Linked DNA regions of Homo sapiens: region 1 is linked to region 2. A link is a loop called in an ENCODE intact Hi-C map of the cell type or tissue named here. Cell type or tissue: lower lobe of right lung. All regions are shown on one strand. Links, peaks and the distances in the headings refer to the core of each region. The heading gives the core; the rest is flanking DNA.

What was found. Peaks named below come from ENCODE experiments on the same cell type or tissue, not always from the same donor. Only the 100,000 strongest peaks of a DNase experiment are listed, where the experiment ranks them.
Region 1: a loop joins it to region 2, with 2.7 times the contacts of the local background. A loop is called at or near these places in 70 of 110 quality-filtered maps.

What each region holds. Positions count from the first base shown.
Region 1 is chr10:103,614,420-103,619,784 of GRCh38, reverse strand. It overlaps SH3PXD2A (SH3 and PX domains 2A), which reads left to right. Exons shown (of 15, transcript NM_001394015.1): 11 at 2,471-2,588. Among named protein-coding and RNA genes, the nearest start is that of NEURL1-AS1, 100 kb to the right of the region's middle. In lower lobe of right lung, for the core only: no CTCF peak of the experiment used is centred there; a DNase peak (open chromatin) is centred at 2,825; H3K27ac peaks cover 1,855 bases.
Region 2 is chr10:103,683,906-103,689,270 of GRCh38, reverse strand. All of the region lies in intron 6 of SH3PXD2A (SH3 and PX domains 2A), which reads left to right. Among named protein-coding and RNA genes, the nearest start is that of SH3PXD2A-AS1, 60 kb to the left of the region's middle. RefSeq lists enhancers at 2,601-2,650, 5,281-5,350. In lower lobe of right lung, for the core only: a CTCF peak has its summit at 2,906 (motif pointing right); a DNase peak (open chromatin) is centred at 2,930.

The sequences.
Region 1 (5,365 bases), core at 139-5,138, 69 kb after region 2:
GCAGCCCCAGAGTCCCCAAGAACCTTTTGCAGGAGCAGCTCAACTTTACCGGCCAGAACTGATATCCCTGGTTCTGCCCCCACCCCCAAGAGGTCAGGAGAAAGCCTGAGCTTACATGGCCCACGGGATTCTGTCTTCCACGCACCCCGGGAGGCTGCGAAGGCTGGGGCTGGGCCCTAGTGGCCCAGGAGGCTGAGCCCACATGATGGGCTAGACCTTGTTCTCTGCCATGAAGCAGGGCAGGGCTCCTCTGATCTTCCCACGAGAAGGGCTGTCATTTTTCCCTGCAAATGCAACCTTGCCTAGGAAAACCTTAATGATGGCTTCCTGCTCGAACCACAGACTTTTAAAAATAGCCCAGCTGAACAAAGGCAAAATGTGGAGCCCAGGCCTCGCCTCATCCTAACCTCAGAATCCTGGATTCCCGGAGCCTGGCGCTGCCCCTCTGGCCGCCGCTGAGCTGGGATTTGCCATGCCTCACTGGAAAATGGAGCAGAACCAGGAGCAGGCAGGAGAGCAGAGAGAGTTGGACTGTGGAGCCCTGAACTTCTCAAAGGGCCGAGTCAGAATCTGGCTGGGCAGGGTTCTCAGGCCGCCTTGGCAGCAGTCTGAAGCATGGCTGGGTTGGAATCTGAAAGCCTCCAGAGTAAGGCCCTCCCTGAGTCGATGCTGACCAAGTTCTGCAGCAGAGAAGGGCGTACTGAAAAATCCTGCAGGCTCCCATGGGTCATCACCCTCCTTCTGCTTTTGGGCAGCCGTTTGAATTTGGCTAGTAGCCCATCAGTTCTGTCTTCACAGCCTGGCAGGGCAGCCACAACCACCCCCAAAGGGAGCTGCTATCTCGGCTCAGCACAGGGCTGCAGACAGGGCCCCGATAATCCAGGGGAGAGTGGACAGATGGCCCTCCCACAGCTGGGGGTTGGGGTGGCAGCTGCCTCCCACCCCCACGGCCACCAGTCTTAGGCAGGCTGCCCGCCAGCATCCAGCCAAGGAGCCCAGGGGGTGGCTGTCACAGCTGGGAGCCAGGAGGGGTGGGTGTCCCAGAGACCAGAGGCCAGCAGTCTGCTCCAGCATCCCGCTGTTTTGAGCTCACAGCACTTCCCATCGGTACCCTTGCTCAGCCTTGCCTGGTCGTGATGCAGTCAACAGTGTCTCGCTGTCTGCCAGGCACTGTCTCAGCCCCTGGGGAGCACCCACGCCAGAGAGGACAACAGTGGCTCAGGGTGACCCTTCAGAAGGGCATGGCCAGATTGCCACTTCCTCCTCCTGTCTCAGCTCCTGTTGCCCCAGAAGGTGAGGTGGGGAGTGTTCCACTCTGAGCAGCCCTCTACGGAGTGTCTCAGGCAGGAGGCAAGGACTCTTTAGCCAGCCAGCTAGGAGCAGAGCCAGGGAGTACTCAGCTCTGGGGTCTACCTATCAGGGGCTTCCTGGGACAGGGAAAGCTGAACCCCAGCAGGCATGGAAGAAACACCCTCCTGGAAGCCTGATCAAGGACCCAAGCGGGTGGCACCCAGGCCTCCTGCCAGGAGAGAGGCTGAAAGAAACCAGGGGAGGCACCATGGTGCCCCACTCTCCCCACACCTGCCCTCCCAAGCCTTCCTGAGAGTCTACAAGGCACTTCTTTCCCAGCACCTCGGGAGGACCTTGGGCAAGACCCTGAAGTGACATCCTTGAAAACAGAGCAGGCTGCCCTCCAGAGGGGCTAGGCCTCGGCTGCGTGGTTGGCACAGCATGTTCTGCAGAAGCCACTTGGGCCAGTGCTGCCTGATTGTGCTGTGCTTGGTGTTTCCAAGCTCATTTGGCCATCGAACCCTTGTCTTAACAAAACACATGTAACTGCTTCCATGAGACCTGGGTTCCATGGACTCCTCTTGGGAGATTACATGACCAGGTGTTAATGGATGAAGTGGGTGCTCAGGGAAGGCTTCACCGAGGAGGTGTCCCTAGAACCTCTGAAGGTCAGACAGAGGAAGGATGCAAGAGGCTGAGCTGGGGGCAGGGATAGGAGAGTTCATCTGGGACACAGATGGAAACAGGGCACATTTCGAGGAAAAGCGGTATGCCGTGGGGCCTCAAGGCATGCAAGGACACCTCATGAGGGGCCGGCTTCTCCTAATCCTGCCCTCGGCCCAGCAAGCTTCTGAGCCCTGTGGACTCCAAGGTCCCGGCAGCCTGGCCGCCATTATCAGGCTGGGAGAGCCGACTCCCTGCTCCCAGGGCCTTGCCTGACAACCTGGGTCCTGGCTGGCTTTGGCACACACTGGGAGCAGCAGTGACCTCTGCTCCCATGGTCTCCCTGCTGCCACCTCTGGGGCCTGGTCCTTCCCTCCCCTGGAGAAGCCAGAGCCAACCCAGTGGACCTTCTTGGCAAGCAGTTGAGCAAAAGCCAGGCCAGGGCAGGAGGAGGGGACAGGAAGCAGGACCTGCACCCCGACCTCAAATAATCTTGCTTGCTTGCTCCCACCCCCAGAGGAGAAGTATGTCACCGTGCAGCCTTACACCAGCCAAAGCAAGGACGAGATTGGCTTTGAGAAGGGCGTCACAGTGGAGGTGATCCGGAAGAATCTGGAAGGCTGGTGGTATATCAGGTAGGGAACCCTTACATTATGAACGAGATGCCTCTCGCCCACCTGGGCCCTGGGCAGAGTGCAAAGTGGCCATGGCCACCTGATGGCAGGTAGATACTGACAGCTTTGTGCCCACGGCACAGGGCTGGGCTGCTGCACCTCTGCACAGCTGAATAGCTCAACCAGAGAATGCTCATCTTGCAAGTTTTCTCCCGGGACGCGTAAAGCAGAGCTTGAGCCACAGCCAGCGGGGCACAGAGGCCCCGGGTCAGCTTGCAGGCTGTGGTGCAATCCCTTCCCACGTATCTGCCAAGAGAGCTCAGCACATCTGAATTTGGTTTTGTGTGTCCGGCCTTGGCTGCCTGGTGTGCTCCACAGCTAGGGCTGCCTGGAGCACTGGCGTCCGCAGGCCTTGCTGAGGTCCCAGCAGGCAACCTCTGCTGCCCAGGCTCAGTACTCAGGGAGGTGGGCTGGGGGCGGGGGCGGGTGCAGGTGCAGGCCTCTTGCAGCCACGTCCCTGGTGGATGGGGACTGGCTGTCCAATCTGCAGGGCTGGCTGCAAGGGCTGGAGCAGAAGTCAGGCCTCGGCTCAGGCCATCGGAGGCTTCTTCCTTCTCTTGCCCCTCCCTCTCCCAGGCCTAATCACAGTTCCCAGCGTAGAATCCTATTGAATGGTATGGGTAGGGAAGTGGGGTCTTTCCTGACCTGCTGGAGGCAAACAATCCCGTGGGTTTCACTCACCATTACCTGGCCAAGACCTACCCTTCCAGGACCCCTGCTCTCAAGAAATGCTCCAGGAGACTTGATCTCAGTAAGTGCTTTTGGTGTCCTTGGAACTGGCTCAGCTGTGATGACTTTGCCCACCTTCTCTCTTCTCTGCCAGTTACCCAGCTGACAGGGATAGTCCTATATCCTTGGGCTCTGGGGACCCCAGATCCACTGTGGGCAGGACATGCATTCTAGGTGGTCTCCGACAGAGGGGACAGGATTGTGCAGTGGCACCAATGTGCCCCAGGGGATGTGAGTACTCGTGGGACAGTTGCTCAGAACATGGTACAACATGATGGCATTAAAGGCTAGTCCATGCTGAGGTCACTGGCCATATGGAGATTGCACCTTAGTCTGACCTGATGGAACATGGCTCCATGGCACGCACCACACCCCCCGCCCCTACCCCGCCCCCACCCCGCCCCACCCCGGAGCCCTGGTGCATATCAGTCAGGAGGGCTGAGATGTCCCTTTCTGTCCCATTGGGTGGGATGGGACTGTGCATCTGGATGTGTATTGTCCAAAGCCAGTGCCCCTAGACTTTTATGTTCTCTGAGCAATGGAAACTAGAGTCAACCCAATCACCCACCAGCCATGAGTTGAACATGGGAAAGCCAGGAAACATTCTGGCAGGCTGGTGGCCTAGCTCACTTGCCTGGAGCTTATCTACAAGGCTGCTTTATTATTATTTTTTTGTTTTCTAAAATGACCAACAAAGTCACTCTGAGCTGCTTCTAGTCCGCTCCTATCCCCATGGCCTAGTCTTACAGCCAGCAGGAGCTTGGACTGAGAAAACCCGGCTGAAAAGATTCCACCTTAAAAAGGCTGCCAGACACCCCCTTAAATATGCCATTTCCCAACATTCCAGGCTCTACGTTGATCCTCATTTCCTGTCTTTCTTCTCCTCCCCCAACCCCTACACACACACACACACACACACACACACACACACACACACACACACACCCTCGCACTCTCCATCGCGCCCTTTCCAGCTTGCTTCCCGCTGGAGTCATTTCATTCTCCATTGCTGGAAAGCAGATGTGAGCAGAGCTGGACCCAGACACACACAGGCACTCCTGATTCCCTTGCGTTTCTCCTCCTGGAATCTTAATTTTACCCATGTAGTGCTGAAGGAACACAAATACAGCACTCGGGGCCCTAAGCAGGCCTGACCGTCACCTCCATGAGCCCCCTCTCCCCATAGCTCTACAGTGTCCATGTAGAAAAATCGTCAGTGAGGGCCAGTGGGCTCATCTTTGTCTTTTCTCTGAGATGCAAGAGCACCAGGCTCTGGGCCAGATGCTGCTAAGCGCTCACTGTGTGACCCCCTTGCTTTTCTGAGCCGTAGTTGTTGGCTCACATAAGATTAGGTATTTTTACTCGTTGCTTCCATCCACCCTTAAAATTCTGTGCTTCTGTTTGCACCCATTGCATCAGGGAGCCAAAGACAGGCCCCTGACTCCCACCCACGTGTTAACTCACCTCTGCCTCCCAATCCCTGGGGAGGCGAGCTTGGCTCAGCCTGCCTGCATGTTTCTGTGACAGAACGTAAGGAGCCACCTCCTACCTGAGCTTTCTCGCAAAGCTCAGACATGTTGATAGGAACTTCAGCTTTCATATTCCTTTTCTCCCACCTAATGAGCGCCCAAGAACAAGGTCAGATCAGGAAGACGGTGGGCGGGGCGGGGGGGGAGGTGTTCAGACATCTGGTGTGGAGGAGCCATTCCAAAGAGCCAGATGTGTCCAGGGAGCAGATGGGGACATTGCAACCCAGACTTGGGGGCACTGGCCAGCGACTACTGGACCAGGAAGTGAAGTCCCCATGGGTTTGGGTGAAAACTCAACACCACGAGGAAAAAAGGAAAAGCTTGTTTTCAGAAGTCATCGAATCACCAGAAATTAAGTCAGCCCTATCATTTGCCTTTTGCCTTTGTTTATGAGCTTTTGGTTTTGTTTCCTTTTGTTTTGTTTTGTTTTTGTTTTGCTTTGGTTTTAGTTTTATCTAGTCATGTGCTTTTGTCTTTTCA
Region 2 (5,365 bases), core at 195-5,194:
ACCCCACCTTCCTACCTGGTCTCACTGCTTCTCTATTAGACCTCTATCTGACATTCTCCACACCACAGCTAGAGTGAGCTCTTAAAAAATATTGATCAGCTGGGTGCAGTGGCTCACTCCTGTAATCCCAACACTTTGGGAGGCCAAGGCAAGAAGATCACTTGAGCCTAGGAGTTCGAGACCAGCCTGGGCAACAAAGCAAGATCCTCTCTCTACCAAAAAAATAAAAATAATAAATTAGCCGGATGTAGTGGTGCAGGCCTGTAGTCCCAGCTACTCAAGTGGCTAAGGTGGGAGGATCACTTGAACCCAGAAGTTTGAGGTTGCAGTGAGGCATAATTGTGCCACTGCACTACAGCCTGGGCAACAGAGAGAGACCCTATCTCTAAATAAATAAATAGGAAGGAAGGAGGGAGGGAGGGAAGAAGGGAAAGAAAGAAAGAAAATAACATACTTTCCTGCTTAAATTCCCCCAGGGACTCCATCCCACCCAGAACTAATTCCCTACCCTGGCTCACAGAGCTTGTGTGACTTGGCCCCTGGCTGCCTTCCTGACCTGGGCTTTACCCCTCTTGTCCCCGCCCATCACACTGCTCAGCCACACCAGTCACCTTCTGCTCCTTAAACGCATCAAACACATTCTTCTACGTGGCCTTTGTACTTGCTCTTCCCTCTTGCCTGTAATGTTCTTCCCTGATCTTTCACATGGCTGGCTCCTTAAGATTTCTGCTTAAAACTGTCACCTTCTTAGCGAAGCTGCCTGATCCTGCACTGTCCAGCCTCCCCCGCAGATTACTCCTCTTCTTCCCTCCTCATCGCTTCCCACACTCTAGTGATCCTGTGTGTTTGCTTGCTTCTTCTCTGTCTCCCACCACCTCAAGAGCAAAGACCTTGGCTGCAGGGCTTGCACCAGCCCCAGGGTCCACTGGTACTTTTTGAATGGGTGGGTGGATGGAAGAAAGCATGCATGAATGAGTGAACCTTGTGCAGGCTCAGGAAAGAAAGGTCATTGTGGCTTTAAATTGGGGATCATTGCCTGGAAAGAGGAGACATTTTTCTGGTTTGGGAGCAGAGAGCGGGAGGCTTTGGTAATCCAGAGAGAGCACATGCACAAAGGTAGAGGGATAGGACTAAGTGTGGCTTGTTGGGAGACTGACCTAACTGAGCATCAACTATGCCAAGCACTGCGCAAGGTGTCGAGGCTATAGGAACGTGCCTTTCTACCCTAGAGAAGTTTGCAGTCTGCTGTGGGTGATGAGCTATATAGAAGAATGTACTATTAGATGGAGGGAAGTGAGGGAGCAACATGGTTACCTGAGGAAGAGCAGTCCAGGCCAAGGGCACAGCAAGTGCAAAGGCCCTGGGGTGACGGTGTGTGCTGGCTGCTCATGATGCAGTAGGGAGGCCTGTGGCTGGGATGAAGAATAGTGGAGGGTAAAGTGGAAAGAGGTGAGAGCAGAGATGTAGCTGGCAGTGGGGAGGGAATAGGGTGAAGCAGCACCATGTAGGGCCTTGCAGGACATTCTAAGGATTTTGACTTTCATCGAGTGAGATGAAGATTCACTGAGGGGTTCTAAGTAGAGGCAGGGACATGATCTGGCTTCAATCATAGAATGATGGGGATTGACTAGGCAGGATGGGTTATGATGTGCAAGGTCGCAGGGGGCTGCTAGCCAGGTGAGATAGGATGTGGGCTCTGGCAGCAGTGGAGGGGGCAAGGCACTGCGGGTGTTGGACAGACTCTGATGATTGGATGTGGGCCTCAAGGGAGAGTTTGTGTGGGAGCTGGGAAACAACTGCATCAGGTTGCCTGGGGTCCCACTCTTAGGCCGACAACTTGCCAGTCATGTGACTTGGGCAAATCCCTTCGCCTCTGAGAACAGATTATCTCACCTGTTCTGTTGTATCAGCCAGGGTTCAACTAAAGGAACAGAACGAGTGGGAGGTATATATTAAGCGATGTAGTGTAAGGAACTAGCTTACACAATTGTGGGGGCTGGCTAGGTAAGTCTGAAATCCTATGGCAGGTCATGAAAGGGGGCAGGCTGGACCCCCAGGCCCAGGCTGGAGCTGCTGTCCGCAGATGAAATGTCTTCAGGGAAACCTTCACTCTGCTGAAGGCCTTTCAGCTACTGACTCAGGCCCACCCAGAGTGTTTTAGATAATTTCCCTTACTTAAAGTCATCCGGTCATGGTCTTTAATAACTATAAAAATACATTCCCAACCAGGCGCAGTGGCTCATGCCTGTAATCCCAGCACTTTGGGAGACCGAGGCAGGTGGATCACCTGAGGTCAGGAGTTTGAGACCAGCCTGGCCAACATGGCAAAACCCCGTCTCTACTAAAAATACAAAAAATTAGCTGGACGTGGTGGCGGGTGCTTGTAATCCCAGCTACTGAGGAGGCTGAGGCAGGGAGAATCTTGAACCCAGGAGGTGGAGGTTGCAGTGAGCCGAGATCATGCCATTGCACTCCAGCTTGGGCAACAGAGCGAGGCTCTGTCTCAAAAAAAAAAAAAAAAAAAATTCCCCAGCAACACCTAAATTAGTGTGTGATTGCATAACTGGGGACAGTAGCTTAGCCAGGTTGATGTGTACCACCTGACCATCATACCTGTCAAATGGGGTTGTTATAGTAGCAGCGACCTGGCTTGCCCCAAAGTGCACAGGGTTCAAGGAGGTGATGCCCTTTGAGGGGTTTTGTGCTGTGCCTGGCAGTAGGAAGGGCCTGTTGTTGTTAGCTGTTGTTGCTTCCCCAAGGTGGGCACTGCTCCAGGAGCCCCAGTGGGGCTGGAGCAGACTCCCCAGAGCAAGGGGTTCTCTTGAGACCTGCAAAGATCTCATGCCTCTCACCCAGTTCTCTAAAAAGCTGCATTTCGCCAGGGCACCTAGCCGGGAAGTTCTGAGATGCGCCACTAGGGGGCACAGGTGGCCACGGAGCCTCGGGATTGTCAGGGCCCTGGGGCTGTTGTCAGGAGAGCCTGAGGGTTCATCCAACCCAGGAGTCCTGTGGAAGCTCCAGCTCGTTTACATGCAGATGAGGTTGCTCAAGAGTGTTGTTACAAGCTTGTTCTCTTAGGCAAGTGTTGATGTTCCTCATGAAATCCTGTTTACTTTATTCTTCTCCTTGGAAAAGTGGTGAGCTCAGCCCCACTTCTATCTCAGTGATCATAAAACTGTATTATTAGCTGAGTTCATGAGATCAGCATTAATGTAGTTTCACTGCAGAGAAGCAGTGTTGCCTGGGGTTGACAGTTTAGGTTTTGGCAACAGGAAGACAGGGTTTGAACCCCAGCTCTGCCATTTGTTATTGCCGTTTTAATTATTGATAGATTAAGAAAGAAGGGGAGAAGTTGGTCTTTGAGTTGAGACATTTATTTCCATTCTGTGAGACCCAGGAGGGGACGACAGGGCGTAGACTCAGCCATTGCTGAGTATTCCGTTGAGTTAAAAACGTGGACTCTGGAGCCAGAATGCTTAGTTTCATGTCCCGGCTCTGCCTGCTGTGTGATCTTGGGCAAGTCCTTCTCTATGGCTCATTTCTTCACCTGTAAAATAGGGATAATCAGGTTTTTTTCATGGGGTTGAGGATTGAGTGAAAGTTCCTGAAGTGATAACTCCAGCACCGTGCCTGGCCTAGAGGAAGCACTAAGGGTGAAGCAGCTTTTACTATGAATAGGAGGCAGCACCGGAGGGGTTCGTCTCAAACAGGAGAGAGCGCTGGTTTCAGCTTTTGCCCTTTCTCCGGAGTGACTCCTCAATCAGACAGGGGGAAGGTGGGGTGTCCACTATCTCATCATTGCCAGGAGCCTCCCTGCAACAACCAGGGTAGGTGGTCTTGTCCCATTTTATAGACCAGGAAAGGGAAGTTAAGGAACTTGCCCCAGGTCAGCCAGACACAGGATTCTCTTTTTTTTTTTTTTTTTTTTTTTTTGAGACAGAGTTTTGCTGTTTGCCTGGGCTGGAGTGCAGTGGCACAATCTCAGCTCACTGCAACCTCCACCTCCTGGGTTCAAGTGATTCTCCTGCCTCAGCCTCCCAAGTAGATGGAATTATAGGCGTCCGCCACCATGCCCAGCTAATTTTTTGTATTTTTAGTAGAGATGGGATTTCACCATGTTGGCTAGGCTGGTCTTGAACTCCTGACCCCAGGTGATCCACCCACCTTGGCCTCCCAAAGTGCTGGGATTACAGGTGTGAACCACCATGACTGGCCTTTTTTTTGTTTTTGTTTTTGTTTTTGCTTTTTTGAGACAGGGCCCCAGGCTCTGTCGTTCAGACTGGAGTGTGGTGGCACAACCACAGCTCACTGCAGACTTGACCTCCTGGCTTCAAGCAATCCTCTCACCTCAGCCTTCTGAGTAGTTGGGACTACAGACATGCACCACCACGTCCAGTTAGTTTTTGTAGAGACAGGGTCTCGCTATGTTGCCCAGGGTGGTCTTGAACTCCTAGGATCAAGTGACTATCCTGCCTCGGCCTCCCAAAGTGCTGGGATTACAGGTGTGAACCGCAGCACACAGCCTAATTTTCCTTTTTATGAGTTTGGTTTTTAATAAAGTGAATTTGCTTAGAGCAAGACCCGCCCATAAGTTCTGGCCACTATTAAGGGTTAGTCTATGGCCGGGCGTGGTGGCTCGCTCCTGTAATCCTAGCACTTTGGAAGACCGAGGCAGTTGGATCTCCTGAGATCAGGAGTTCAAGACCGACATGATGAAACCTCGTCTCTACTAAAAATACGAAAAATTAGCCGGATGTGGTGGCCCGCACCTGTAATCCCAGCTACTCGGGAGGCTGAGGCAGGAGAATCACTTGAACCCAGGGGGCGGAGTTTGCAGTGAGCCAAGATGGTGCCACTGCACTCCAGCCTGGGTGACAGAGTGAGATTCCGTCTCAAAAAAAAAAAGGGTTAGTCTACCTGAAAAAGTTCCTCTATTCTCCTCCTTTTATAGAGGAAGCTTTTAAGAGAGGGATGGCCACTTGCCCAGGGTATGGGGTGGGCAGAACCTGGTCTTCTGCTGGTCAGCACTCCCACCAAGCCCTGGAACCAGGTGGAAGTGTGAGGAGGGCTGTCAGGTGGAAGTGTGAGGAGGGCTGTCCTGAAGCACAGGAAGCCGGTCTGTGAGGTCTCTGGTACCTCCCTTCCCCGCAAGGTAAATACCTCAGCAGGGCACTAGCAGAGCTGGGCTCTCTGGCCCTCCCTGGGCCTGCCCTGCCCAACCAGCAGCAGAGGGAGATGGAGGGAGACGAGGCAGTGGCAGCAGGCCTCCTCCCTCCAGAGCGCAGGCTTTGTGAGGCTTTCACTTCTCTTAATAGTTTGTTGGCTCCTGGCCCCATGGAGTGCACAGCTCAACTGAGAAGGTGGG